2 separate regions of the Homo sapiens genome follow, and region 2 is linked to region 1. A link is an interaction called in ENCODE POLR2A ChIA-PET data of the cell type or tissue named here. Cell type or tissue: Panc1. All regions are shown on one strand. Links, peaks and the distances in the headings refer to the core of each region. The heading gives the core; the rest is flanking DNA.

What was found. Peaks named below come from ENCODE experiments on the same cell type or tissue, not always from the same donor. Only the 100,000 strongest peaks of a DNase experiment are listed, where the experiment ranks them.
Region 2: POLR2A ChIA-PET joins it to region 1 with 7 read pairs; 2 of 35 experiments call an interaction of 5 or more read pairs at or near these places.

Annotation. Positions count from the first base shown.
Region 1 is chr17:35,191,412-35,197,348 of GRCh38, reverse strand. It overlaps SLC35G3 (solute carrier family 35 member G3), which reads left to right and starts at 2,956. Exons shown (of 1, transcript NM_152462.2): 1 at 2,956-4,829. The coding sequence starts at 3,042. The coding sequence ends at 4,058. It also overlaps the pseudogene SPICP2. In Panc1, for the core only: no CTCF peak of the experiment used is centred there; no DNase peak of the experiment used is centred there.
Region 2 is chr17:35,340,986-35,348,860 of GRCh38, reverse strand. It overlaps the pseudogene LOC101060119. Among named protein-coding and RNA genes, the nearest start is that of SLFN11, 29 kb to the left of the region's middle. In Panc1, for the core only: no CTCF peak of the experiment used is centred there; no DNase peak of the experiment used is centred there; H3K4me3 peaks cover 589 bases; H3K27ac peaks cover 694 bases.

The sequences.
Region 1 (5,937 bases), core at 1-4,000:
GTGAGCAAAAAGAAAAAAAGCTGGAGATATTTGCTTCAGAGCTCTCTGAAGTTGAAAAAACTGGAGGTATCACACTATCTGATTTTAAACTATACTACAAAGCTATACTAATTAAAATAGTATGAAATAATCGCTTCTCTGCCTTTTGGCTAAGATCAAGTAAGTGTAAAACAGCATGGAATTGGCAAAAAAGAAAAAGACACATCAACCAATGGAACAGAATAGAAAGCCCAGAGATGAATCTGATTTTCAACAAATATGCCAAGAAGAAAAAGACCGCTTTTTTCAATAAATGGTGTAGGGAAAACTGAATTTCCACATGCAGAAAAAGAAAATTGGACCCTTATTTCAACACCATATACAAAAGTTAGTTCAAAATGGATTACATACTTAAACATTCCTGCATTAGTTTGCTCAGGAAAATTGCCAACAAAAAAAAAAAAAAAAAAAAAAAAAGGAAAGAAAGAAAAAAAAGAGACCTTTAAGACCAAGAACCTAAAACTGCTAGAAGAAAACATAGGGGATCAGCTGACAGCCTCCTTTAAAAAAAAAAAAAAAAAAGAAAGAAAACATAGGGGAAACATACAAGACATTGGTCTGGGTAATGATTTTTTGGATTTGTTCCCAAAAGCACAGACAACAAAATTAAATATAGACAAATGGTATCATATCAAAGTAAAAAGCTTCTTGGTTCATGATGTGTAGCTAAAACAAACAAACTAAAAACCTTCTGCACAGCAAACAATCAACAGAGTAAAGAGATAACCTATGGAATGGGAGAAAATATTTGCAAGCCAGACATCTGATAAGGGGTTAATATCCAACACATATAAAGAGCTCAAACAACTCAATAGCAACAAAACAAAACAAAAAAGCAATTAAGACCTGCTTTCTGCTGACCAAGTCTTCTTCCTTACCCCTCCCTAATAAGAAGAAAAAAAGGCAATTAAAAGATGGGTAACTCCTCCTTAGTATAGTGGTAAAATTTAAACATTAAAAAAGTTTTGGGACCAGTCTGGTCACTCACACCTGTAATCCCAGCACTTTCGAAGGCCAAGGTGGGCAGATTGCCTGAGCCCAGGAGTTCAAGACTAGCCTGGGCAACATAATAAAACACTGTCTCTACAAAAAAAAAAAAAAAATTAGCTGGGCTTGAGCCATGTTTGTGTCACTGCACTTGAGCCTGGGTGAGAGAGCGAGACCCTGTCTCAAAAAAAAAAAAAAAAAAAAAAGCTTTAAGTTGTAAAAAAAAGTGGGTAAGATCAAAAGAAGAGAAGGAAAGAAAACAATGTATAAGATACCTGAGCTCTCCCTCTCCCTCTCCCTCTCCCCACGGTCTCCGTTTCCCTGTCTTTCCACGGTCTCCCTCTGATGCGGAGCCGAAGCTGGACTGTACTGCTGCCATCTCGGCTCACTGCAACCTCCCTGCCTGATTCTCCTGCCTCAGCCTGCGATTGCAGGTGCGCACCGCCACGCCTGACTGGTTTTCGTATTTTTTTGGTGGAGACGGGGTTTCGCTGTGTTGGCCAGGCTGGTCTCCAGCTCCTAACCACGAGTGATCTGCCAACCTCGGCCTCCCGAGGTGCCGGGATTGCAGACGGAGTCTCATTCACTCAGTGCTCAATGTTGCCCAGGCTGGAGAGCAGTGGCGTGATCTCGGCTAGCTACAACCTCCACCTCCCAGCCGCCTGCCTTGGCCTCCCAAAGTGCCGAGATTGCAGCCTCTGCCCAGCCGCCACCCCGCCTGGGAAGTGAGGAGCGTCTCCGCCTGGCCGCCCATTGTCTGGGATGTGAGGAGCCCCTCTGCCCGGCTGCCCAGTCTGGGAAGTGAGGAGCGCCTCTTCCCGGCCGCCATCCCATCTAGGAAGTGAGGAGCGCCTCTTCCCGGCCGCCATCCCGTCTAGGAAGTGAGGAGCGTCTCTGCCCGGGGGCCCATCGTCTGAGATGTGGGGAGCGCCTCTGCCTGGCCGCGACCCCATCTGGGAGGTGAGGAGCGTCTCTGCCCGGCCGCCCCATCTGAGAAGTGAGGAGCCCCTCCGCCCCGCAGCTGCCCCATCTGAGAAGTGAGGAGCCCCTCCGCCCGGCAGCCGCCCCGTCTGAGAAGTGAGGAGCCCCTCCACCCGGCAGCCGCCCCGTCTGGGAAGTGAGGAGCTTCTCTGCCCGGCAGCCGCCCCGTCCAGGAGGGAGGTGGGGGGCAGCCCCCGCCGGGCAAGCTGCCCCGTCTGGGAGGGAGGTGGGGGGTCAGCCCCCGCCCGGCCGCTGCCCCGTCCGGGAGGTGGGGGGCACCGCTGCCCGGCCGCCCCTTCTGGGAAGTGAGGAGCCCCTCTGCCCGGCCACCACCCCGTCTGGGAGGTGTACCCAACAGCTCATTGAGAACGGGCCATGATGACGGTGGTGGTTTTGTGGAATAGAAAAGGGGGAAAGGTGGGGAAAAGATAGAGAAATCAGATTGTTGCTGTGTCTGTGTAGAAAGAAGTAGACATGGGAGACTTCATTTTGTTCTGTACTGGGAAGGGTTCTTCTGCCTTGGGATGCTGTTGATCTGTGACCTTGCCCCCAGCCCTGTGCTCTCTGGGGCATGTGCTGTGTCCACTCAGGGTTAAATGGATTAAGGGCGGTGCAAGATGTGCTTTGTTAAACAGATGCTTGAAGGCAGCATGCTCGTTAAGAGTCATCACCACTCCCTAATCTCAAGTACCCAGGGACACAAACACTGCAGAAGGCCGCAGGGTCCTCTGCCTAGGAAAACCAGAGACCTTTGTTCACTTGTTTATCTGCTGACCTTCCCTCCACTATTGTCCTATGACCCTGCCAAATCCCCCTCTGCGAGAAACACCCAAGAATGATCAATAAAAAAAAACAAAAAACAAAAAAAGAAAGAAAAGAAGCAGAGTTGGACTCAGTGGGAAAATAGGCGTGCTACCACCTCAGGAGAGTTCCAGGGAAGAATCCCACCCCCACTCCAATGAGGTCACAATGGCTGGAGCTCTGAGGGGCCCAGGCTCCCTGAGCCAGGAGGAGAGGAGAAAGTCCAAGGAAAGATGGCTGGCAGTCACCCCTATTTCAACCAGCCTGACTCCACACACCCATCGCCGCCCTCCGCTCCACCCAGCCTCCGCTGGTACCAGCGCTGCCAGCCCTCTGATGCCACCAGTGGCCTGCTGGTGGCCCTGCTGGGTGGGGGCCTGCCTGCTGGCTTCGTGGGCCCCCTTTCTCGTATGGCTTACCAGGCTTCCAACCTGCCCTCGCTGGAGCTGCTCATCTGGCGATGCCTCTTCCACCTCCCTATTGCCCTGCTACTTAAACTGCGTGGCGACCCCCTTCTGGGAACTCCTGACATCCGAAGCCGGGCCTTCTTCTGTGCCCTGCTCAACATCCTCAGCATTGGATGTGCCTACAGTGCGGTTCAGGTGGTGCCCGCTGGCAACGCTGCCACTGTTCGCAAAGGTTCTTCCACCGTCTGCTCCGCCGTCCTCACTCTCTGCCTTGAGAGCCAGGGTCTCAGTGGCTACGACTGGTGTGGACTGTTGGGCTGCATCCTAGGACTAATCATCATTGTGGGACCTGGACTCTGGACACTACAGGAGGGGACCACGGGTGTCTACACCGCCCTGGGCTATGTGGAGGCTTTCCTGGGAGGCCTGGCGCTGTCCCTGAGGCTTCTGGTCTATCGTTCTCTGCACTTTCCCCCCTGCCTCCCAACAGTGGCCTTCCTATCTGGCTTGGTGGGGCTGCTGGGCTCTGTGCCAGGCCTCTTTGTGCTGCAGGCCCCCGTGTTGCCCAGTGACCTCCTGAGTTGGAGTTGTGTGGGGGCAGTGGGGATCCTCGCCTTGGTCTCCTTCACATGTGTGGGCTATGCGGTCACCAAGGCCCACCCTGCCCTGGTGTGCGCTGTCCTACATTCCGAGGTGGTTGTGGCCCTTATACTGCAGTATTATATGCTCCATGAGACTGTGGCACCTTCTGACATCGTGGCGGCAGGGGTTGTGCTGGGCAGCATTGCCATCATTACAGCCCAGAACCTCAGCTGTGAGAGGACAGGGAGGGTGGAGGAGTGAGATAGAACTTGGGAGCCCGGGGGTTGGGAGGGACAGGGATAAATAAAGGCAAAGACTGAAGACAAACATGGGAGGAGAAGTGACTGGAAAAGAACTGGTGTGGGAGAGGGATACCTCTCAGAGTCAAGGGTGACTTGGGGACTTGGTGGAGAGGGACTACGTGGAAGACCTGGGGCCAGCCTGGGACCAAGGGATGTGGAGTCCAGGCTGGGTCCTAGAATCAGGGCATAACTAAGGGGTAAAGTCTGAGGAGCAGATCCAAAGGGCTGAGGCAGGGAGGCCGTGGGCCATGGGGAGGACTTCACTCAGCAGCAAAGAGAAGAGCATTGGGGCTGGAGTGTTCCGGCAAAGACAGAGCCAGCAGCTGCGCTGGGGGAGGGAAGCGTGCCTCCCCACCCCTCCCCTCACGGGGAAGGTTTCCTTTCCTCGTGCTTGTGCCCCCCGCTTGGGGTGGTGACGTGACATTGACATCAAACAAGGATTACAGTGAATGTGAAAAAAAAAAAAAAAGATACCTGAATAGACATTTCTATGACATTTTAAAAGCCATGAATTTATTTTGGCACAAATATTTTATCATATGCAGTCACTTCTTTGTAAATGATTTTTTGTAAAGTCATTGGATATAAAAGAGTGATTTTCCTCACCTGAGTACATGAAAAGAAAATGCTGAAATCAATGTATAAATCAAATCATCTGTACTAGCACTGTTAATCTAGAAGAAAGTGGTTGCATAGAGAAGAGTAAGAATGTAGACCAGCTTATTGAAGTAGGAAAAGAAAAAAAAAAGGAGCTTCAGAGGTAGGCTTTGCCTCTTAAAAAAATTAAAAACATAAGTCACTGTGTTGTGCTTGGGAGTTAGCAGCAAAAAAAAAAAAAAAAAATGAAGTCACTGTCTGTGAAAGGAAAAGAAAAAATGAAAAGAGTTTGCATCCATTGAAGTATGCAGAAAAAGAAAACAAGTTTTAAAATAAAATAAAATGAGTATAGTTGGGGGCTTAGCAATGGACATACAGAGTGGAGTAATAGACACCGGAGGCTCCAAAAGGTGGGCAGATGGGTGGGGGATGAGGGATGAAATCCTACCTATTGGGTACAATGTTCACTATTCTGATGATGAGGATGCTATGCAATATGCTTTACCACTACGCAATGTATCCATGCAACAAAACTGCACTTGTACTCCTAAATCCATAAAAATTTAAAATTGTCTTGGCTGAGACCTCTTTTAAAAAATAATAAAATAAAAAAATTAGAGAGAATAGTAAGAGCAGAGCAAGGACATTTAGTCTATAGTTTCAAATGGACTTAATCATTTGAAACAATAAAGTTTTTCATTGAATCTTCATAGAGTATTAAAAAAAAAGCTGCTCATTGGCAGAATTTCCCACTGAGTTAGTATAGATTACATGCTCTTTGATAAAAGCAGCAAATAAAGTTACTTGGTTTTTTTTCTCTTTAGTGTTTGCTTTAAGAGAAAAATCCTAAACTCCTTCAGAGGAAGGAAAAAAGAGACAGAGAGTGAGAAATCCTTAAAACTGTAGGGACTTCCAATGCCAGGAAACCATGAAATATGAGAGTATATTTAGCAATCATGGTGATTTAGCTCATGGTAATTGGCATATGTATAATTATAATTTGCATTCCAGTTATTTAAACTGAGATATTCCTGATCAGGTTTAACACACTTGGGGAAAGATCTCTTTCCCCAAGAAATAAGATGGAGAGAGTCTTTGGAGAGTGGCCTAACTGAACTGGTAAGTCAGCTTCCTCCGGATTTTGGTAATTTCCTCACTTCTTCCATAATTTCTCAGTGCCCTGGCCATTTTCTGATAAGTCATGGTCTTCCAACGGCCTTTTCTTTTCCGCCAAAGCTCGG
Region 2 (7,875 bases), core at 2,174-6,173, 150 kb before region 1:
CTGATTTTTTTCTCAGACTGGGGTTATAGGTTTTCAAGAGGAAGACCACAGGAATGAAGAGGTATTCTCATCACATCACATCAAGGGTATATGCTATCAACATGCCTTATCACTCATGATATCAACCTTGACCAGCTGACAGAGGAAGTGTTTGCCAGGTTTCTCTACAGTGAAGTTACTTTTCCTTCCTCCTATGTTGCTAAGTGCAGCTCACACTCAAAGGGTGAGGATTGAAGCTCCACTTTCTTGAGGGGGCCAATGTCTATATATCCTACAAAATAATTTATCTATATAAATTATTTGGAATTCTTCATTTACTTGTAAGAATGGACTTATAGATATTTATTTAATACTTTGTGTTATATTCCAACGCTACATTATTTATTTAGATGCTCAGATTGTTCTAGTATTAGGCATATACAGGATATCTGGCAAAAGTCATAACAGATAGAGTGTGGTAGCTCACGCTTGTAATCCCAGTACTTTGGGAGGCTGAGGTGGGCAGGTCACTTGAGGCTAGGAGTTTGAGACCAACCTGGCCAATATAGTGAAACCCCACCTCTACTAAAAATACAAAAAAATTCAGTCGAGCATGGTGGCACAAGCCTGTAGTCCCAGCTACTCAGGAGGCTGAGGCATGAGAAAGACTTGAACCTGGGAGGCAAAGGTTGCAGTGAGCCGAGATTGCACAACTGCACTCCAGCCTGGGTGACAAAGCAAGACACTGTCTCAAAAAAAAAAAAAAAAAAAAAAATCCACCACAGTCAACATCAACAAATTAAACAAACAAATAAATAGCAATGGGGATCCAGATCTTGGTTTCTAATACCCTTAAGTATACAATACATTATTATTCTCTGTAGTCACCATGCTGTACAACTGATCTCCAGAACTTATTCATCCTAACTGAAACCTTGTATCCTTTGACCAACATCTCCCCATTCCCTGACCTTTGTCCCCCAGCCGGCCCCTGGCATTCTTCTACCCTCTGCTTCCATGAGTTCAACTATTTTAGATTCCACATATAATTGGAATCATGCAGTATTTGTCCTTCTGTGCCTGGCTTATTTCACTTAGCTTAATGTCCTCCAAGTTCATCCATGTTGTTGCAAATGACAGGATTTTCTTCTTTTCTAAGGTTGAAGAGTATTTCATTTTGTGTGGTGTGTATTTGAGAGTGTGTGTATGTGTGTATGTAACACATTTTCTGTATCTGTTCATGCATCAATGGATAGTTTAATTCCACATCTTGGTAATTATTAACAATACTACAATGAACATGGGAGCGTAGATACCTCTTTGACATACTGATTTCACATCTTTTAGATATATACCCAGAAAAGGGTGCTTGCAATTGAAATTTAATTAACCAGAAATGGGATTGCTGGATCATATGATAGTTATTTTATAACCATGGCTGCTGCTTCCAGAAAACATGGTTACTTCCTTGCCTAACTATCCTGCCTCACCAGCAGTATGCATTGGCTTTTCTTTTTTTTTCTTTTTTTTTTGAGACAGGGTCTTGCTCTGTTGCCCAGGCTGGAGTGCGGTCACTACAGCCTGGAAACTCTGGGCTCAAGGGATCCTCCCACCTCAGCCTTCTGAGTAGTTAGGACTACAGGCGCTGGCCACCAAGCCTGGCTAATTTTGTTTCTCTTTTTTGTAGAGAGGAGGTCTCCCTTTGTTGCCCAAGCTGGTCTCAAACTCCTGGGATCATGTGATCTTCGCACCTCAGGCTCCTCAGTAGCTGGTACTACAGGCATGCTCACCATATTTGGCTAAAATTTTTTTTTTTTTTGTAGCTACGGGGTCCCTCAGAATTGTCCACGCTCGTCTTGAACTCCCCTCAAGCGATCCTCTCACCTTGGCCTCCCAAAGTGCTGGGATTACAGGCGTGAGGCACTCCACCCATAGTGGCTTTTGATACCCTCAGAAAACAGCTAATTATGTGTGCCTACGGGGTTATTCCGTTTGTACCATCAGGGTAACATTTTCAGCCGTCCTATTTCTCTGGCAAAACCTTTTGGGCCCTCGGTGACTTTTTGCTGAATGGGTGACCCCCTCCCAGGGCAGGGCCATAAGAATCACTGGAGAGATGAGGGTCTGGGGAGGCGCAGAGAGAAGGCTGAAGGCGGTCTCACTTTCCTGCACCAGGAAAGGGAACGAGGAGCGCTGCACTCTCCCAGTCCTGGAGAGGACAGGAAAACGCTGCCACCGCGGAGACAGACGCCTACAGCGTGGGCTTTAAATCCAGCGTGGGTGTGGGGCAGCGTTGAGGCTCGATCTTCCGCCCTGCCCCTTAGACAGAGAAGGGAAGGAAGTCGAGGTCAGGAGGGGAGGGAGGGGAAAGGGCGGGAGGGAAATCGGAAGAGGGAAGGGCCGGGGAGGGAGGGAAAGAGGCCCGGGAGGATACGCCCGACGCTTCCATTGTAGTGGGGCTTCACTTGCCAAGGTGGAAGTGGTAGCGCCGGTGGTGGTACACTTTTTCGTACTTCTGAAATATTTCATAATTAACATTTGAGGAATTTTTTCTTTTTTGAAACAGGAACTAGCTCTGTCGCCCAGGCTGTAGTGCAGTGGCGCAATCACGGCTCACTGCAGCCTCCAGCTCCTGAGCTAAAGGGATCCTCCTGCCTTAGCTTCCTGAGTAGTTAGCACTACAGATTAGGGCCACCAGGCCTGGTTAATTTAAAAAAAAAAAAAATCCTCCCGCCTCTGCCTCTGCCTGTGAATTTGCTGGGATTGCAGGACTTAACCGCAGTGCCTGACCTAAGGAATCACTCAACCTCATTCCGGCAGGGATGACCACACGTGTTCAGGACATTTCCCTGGTAACTGGACTCGTCTTTAGTTCCCTGGGCTGCTCTCCTCCCGCGGTGACAGCCGTTCCCGGGGTGACCTCACTGCGCGCCCTGGAAAGGGCGAGACCGACCTCAGTACCCGCCTCGGTTTCCTTGCGGAGAATTTAAACCACTTCTGAGGGCCCTGAAGACAGTTCCGCGTCTTTTTTTTTTCTCTGTAAATGAGCTTTCTCCAGCCTATTTCGCAGACCCTGCGAACTTCAGATTCTCCCCTCATCCCGGCGGATCTGGGGATCCTCACTCTGACCAGTTGTTGGTGGGCTTGAAGGCCAGCGTCCCCTGGGGTTGGACCCTGTCTAATCCTCGCCTGCCCGGAAAAGGGGTGGGTGGGCATCAATCTCTGCAGCGCGCGAGCAGCAGGCGGCTGCGGAGGGGCGTGGGTTAGGGAGGTGGGTGCGGGCCTAAGCCTCTGAGCGCAGCACCCACCTCAGGAGGAGCCAAAGAAGATGCCTGCAGCAGGAGTCTCGGGTCCTGCGCCGACAGCATTACCCTGGGGAATTGTCTTGGTCTTTGGATTCTGGAGATGCGAGAAACTAGGACGGAGACCACAGCTGCAGGGAAAAGGCGACCAGTGCACAGAGCCTGTGCTCTATTGCTTTATATATTACTATAAAAATAACTGTATTGAGCTATAATCGATATACATGAAATTGCACTTGTTTAAAGTGTACAAAATGATGGATATCGGCCTATGTAGAATCCCTTGAAATCATCACCGCACTTAAGACAATGAGCCTATGGGGAGGGCTGGGTAAGGAGAGTGAGGCAGGAGAGTGAGGCACCTGCTAGTGCAAAATTGAAGGGGGCACCAAAGAAACACCACCTCTCAGTGACCAAGATAAACAATATTTTAAAATCAAAATTAATGCAAACATTTCTGATGAATAAAATATAAAAATGCTAAATGAAGAGAGGATCCAACTTTGCATTTGCCGGGCCCTGTGTCACTCCTCTCATCCTAGTCACACCTGTTGGGATTACAGGCATGAGCCACCATACCCTGCCCATTCTGGGTTTTAAACTGTACTTTATTTATTACTATTCTCTTTTTTTAAAACTGATCAACCACAAGCATACAAAAGTTCTCTGAATGAATGGAACTGTTTCCACACCTGGGTATTAACAGGCAAATTTTGAAGGTCATTCGATTTGGAATTTTCTTTTCTATAGCACTTCTAATCAGTGTGTGTGACACACACCTCAGAGGTAGGAAAGACTGTTTTTAGTAAATTATCTTCTTAATTGTAGAGAATTCCTGAAAATAAAACTGATGAAATTGTAAATTCTGCCTTGATGAGTTTCCAAAGGACAGATTCATGGTGTCCTATTTGAAGAATTAATCCCCTGGAATGTTCCAGCCTTTGTTGGACACTTGATAACAAGATCCACCAAGGGTTAGGGCAAGTGCACTAAGAAAGCCTTCTGCTACTCTCCGTCTCTTATTCTTTAGACCATCCAGTCTTGCTGGCAGAGAGGTCAGTGATTGCTCTGTTGTACCCACAGGGACATGCAACAGTTGTGGAAGGAGTGATTACATTCTCCTCAGATGACAGCACAGTTCTCTTGTTTTCAGCTTGACACCCAAGAAAGGCATCCATCACCTCAACCCTGCAGATGGCAGTTGTATGGCACTCCGTGTCGCAGCTCTACATGCCCACTGTGTTTCACACCTGGAGAGAGAACATTTTTGTTGCCCTTCCAACTTGCAGCCTGTGCTCCCAGAGTGAGAGGACAAGGCACAGGGCTCCTTGCCATCTTCCACGTTAGCATTGGCAGCTGTGCAGAGCCTATAGTGGAGACTGGATTTTTGTTATTTATTCAATAGTGTTGAGACTAAATTCCAAGTAAGACACAATTATTGGACCACATTAAAAAGAAAAACAGAACAAAACAAAAAACCCACTATAGGGATGCCCAGGTAAGAACTGTATGGTTTTGGGGGTAGTGGGGAAGATAGACACACAAAAAAATACCCCAAAACAAAAAACCACAAACTGTATTTCCCATGCTCCAAAGCAGATAGATATGGCTTGTTCCCAAGGCCTGGCCAATGGAATATTGGAAGGTAATGTGTATAATTTTCATATTGTGCTCGTGAAAAGAGTGTGAATTCTTTTCTGCTGGCTGAAATGTTGACAAGATGCCAGAATCTGGTACAGTCATCTTGGAGCAAAAGATGGTGTGATAAATTGAAATATTGTTTGATAAGGTTGATATCCCTACCCAGAAGTAGATCATATTCTGTGCCCCATTGGTCTCAGGCTTGGCAATGTGACTTGTTATGATCAATGAAGTATAAGCAGGCATAACGTGTGTTACTTCCAAGAAGAACTCTTAAGAGTCATTGAGTGTTTCTGCCATGTTCTTTTTCCCTTCTGGTATAAGATAGGCAATGACCCAGATTTGGCTGCTTTGTCTGGGTCCTGGAATGAAAACAATGAAGAGTAGAGCCAAATGGGATCCACAACAGACATATAGTTTAAGAAAGAAATTAACATTTGTTATTTTTAAACAGTCATGGAAACTTTGGGGATAATTTGTTACCACAGCAAAATCTGGCTAGTTCTGATTTGTACAGAAATTGGTGCTTAGAGTGGGATGCTGCATAACAAAATAATTTAAATTGTGGCTTTGGTTCCAGGGCTGAGTGATGGGCAATGAAGAAAATATTATTGGAGGCTGGGAAAATGTCAACCCCTGTTTTGTAGCAGTGAAAGACTGGACAAAACAGTCACCTTTAATAACTTAGAATGAAGATAATGTATTAAATGAGCCTGTGGATTTGAGTGAAGAAGTAAGGAAACAGATGCTAGTAATATAGTTTGATCGCTACTAGGTAGGGTAATACAAAAGGTGGGAGGAAAAATGTGCTTGGAAAAGCACTAAACTCTTTGCAAGCAGGAAGGGAAGAAAATGGTCTACACATTTTTGGACTTTTAGAATAAGAAGTTGCAAATATTTCTCTTCTTCAACTAATAAAAAATCTGAGAATGTCTTTGGGTAACAAAGACAGAAATTCAAACTCAGTCTTTGGCAAAGAGGCAGTTAATAAGTAGCTATTAAACCTATGGTGGAAACCTCTGAATCAACTAAGATGTCAGCCAATAAATCCTTTCAGACAAAATTGCTCAGAGAAAAGAGCTTGAGTGCATTGCTTTCTGATGAAAGCCTGCTAATTCAAGGTAATATAATTAAATCTAAAGAGAGAAGCACATCTCAAAAATACTGAATTGTATTAGCACACAGAGTTAACTGGGACCGTATAGATTTAGAAAAACAACAAGAAGTTTTTGAGAAAGTTAAATTGCCAAGGAGCCATACCTAGATTTTTAAAATCCAGAAAGCAAAAACTGTGATGCTTTCAGACTAAACACAACCCTTGGACTCCAACATTCTTTGGGCAAGCAGTAGGTTGAGAAAGCTGGTTAGTTCTAAAGGAAGGTACAGTCCCCAGTTCCTGCTTTAAATGTGGTTGAAGAAAATAATAGAAAAGGGAAACTTTCCACTTTAAAAGTGGAAGAAGGGCAACAGAGTGAGACTCCATCTCAAAAAAAAAAAAAAAAAAAAGTGGAAAAAGATAATGACACCCTCTTGAGAGTGAAATCAGGAACCATGGGTTCTATTCAAGAGATACTGAATTCTTAGCCAGAGCAATTAGGCAAGAAAAAGAAATAAAAGGCACCCAAATTGGAAAGGACAAAATAAAATTATCTGTGTTTGCAGATGTCATGATATTATATACGGAAAATATTGTGGGATCTGACCAGCAGCCTGCAATCCAACGGGGCTCTTTCTTTGTTCCCAGGTGGATCGGCAGGTCAAGAAATAAAAGACACATGCGAGATAGTGAAAGCTGGGTCCAGGGGGGTCACCGCCTTCTGGTCTTGTGATGCCACGAATGCACTGGATATAGCAGCATTTATTATTAAGTTTAGTGAGGGTGGGGGTAGGTTAGTGAGGGATTTAGGGTCTTTGATTATGAGGTGAGATGGTCACATGGGGATGAAGTAATTCTTTAACATAACATCTGTATGCAGAAGTGCAGAATACAGAGATAAGAATTTACAATACAGTGTGTGTGTCAGTGATTTTTAACAGAGCCTTAAAACAGAAACACAGTCTATCCATAACCTATGTTTAGCAAGATATTAATCAGCAGTAACAGTTGCAGCAAAAGCTGGTTGCAAACAATTGATGGAAACAGGATGTGAAACTAGACAACCGGTGAGACCACAAATTCTCAGAAGGGAGTATGCCTTAACCCTAAAGAGACCTAGAAGAGCCATGGCAAGATAAGGGCATTTAAAACCCTATTTTATACATATGAATGGCCGCCCCTCATGCGTCCATTTATAGGCTCTCCACAAGGGTCGCATTCCATTCCCAGAGCTGTGAACATCTGCTTTTCTGGGATAAGAATATTGGTGATGTGAAACCTCCCTGACTGCACATCCGTTTATAGGCTCTCTGCAGGAGGAAGCACATCATGTGCTGTTGGCTCATTCAGGCAGCCCAACCTTGCATTGTCTTTACACAATCCTGCATGCAATTTTGTATTTATAATAATCAGGAGCATTTCATCTTTTATTCTGTAGCAATAGTTTCAGGGGGTCTCCCTACAAGAAAACCCTAAAAACTCCACAGGAACTGTTAGAACTAATTAACACATTTGGTAAAGTTACAAGGTACAAAACTAGAAATGCAAAAATCAGCAGTGTTTCTGTCCGATAACAACTATGCAAAATAGAAATCAGCCAGGCGTGGTGGCTCACACCTATAATCCCAGCACTTTGGGAGGCTGTGGAGGGTGGATCACTTGAGGTCAGGAGTTTGAGACCAGCCTAGCCAACATGGTAAAATGCTGTCTGTACTAAAAATACAAAAATTTGCTGGGCATGGTGGTGGACACCTGTAATCCCACCTACTCGGGAGGTTGAGGTGGGAGAATCACTTGAACCCAAGAGGTGGAAGTTGCAGTGAGTCAAGATCAAGCCACTGCACTCCAGCTTGGGTA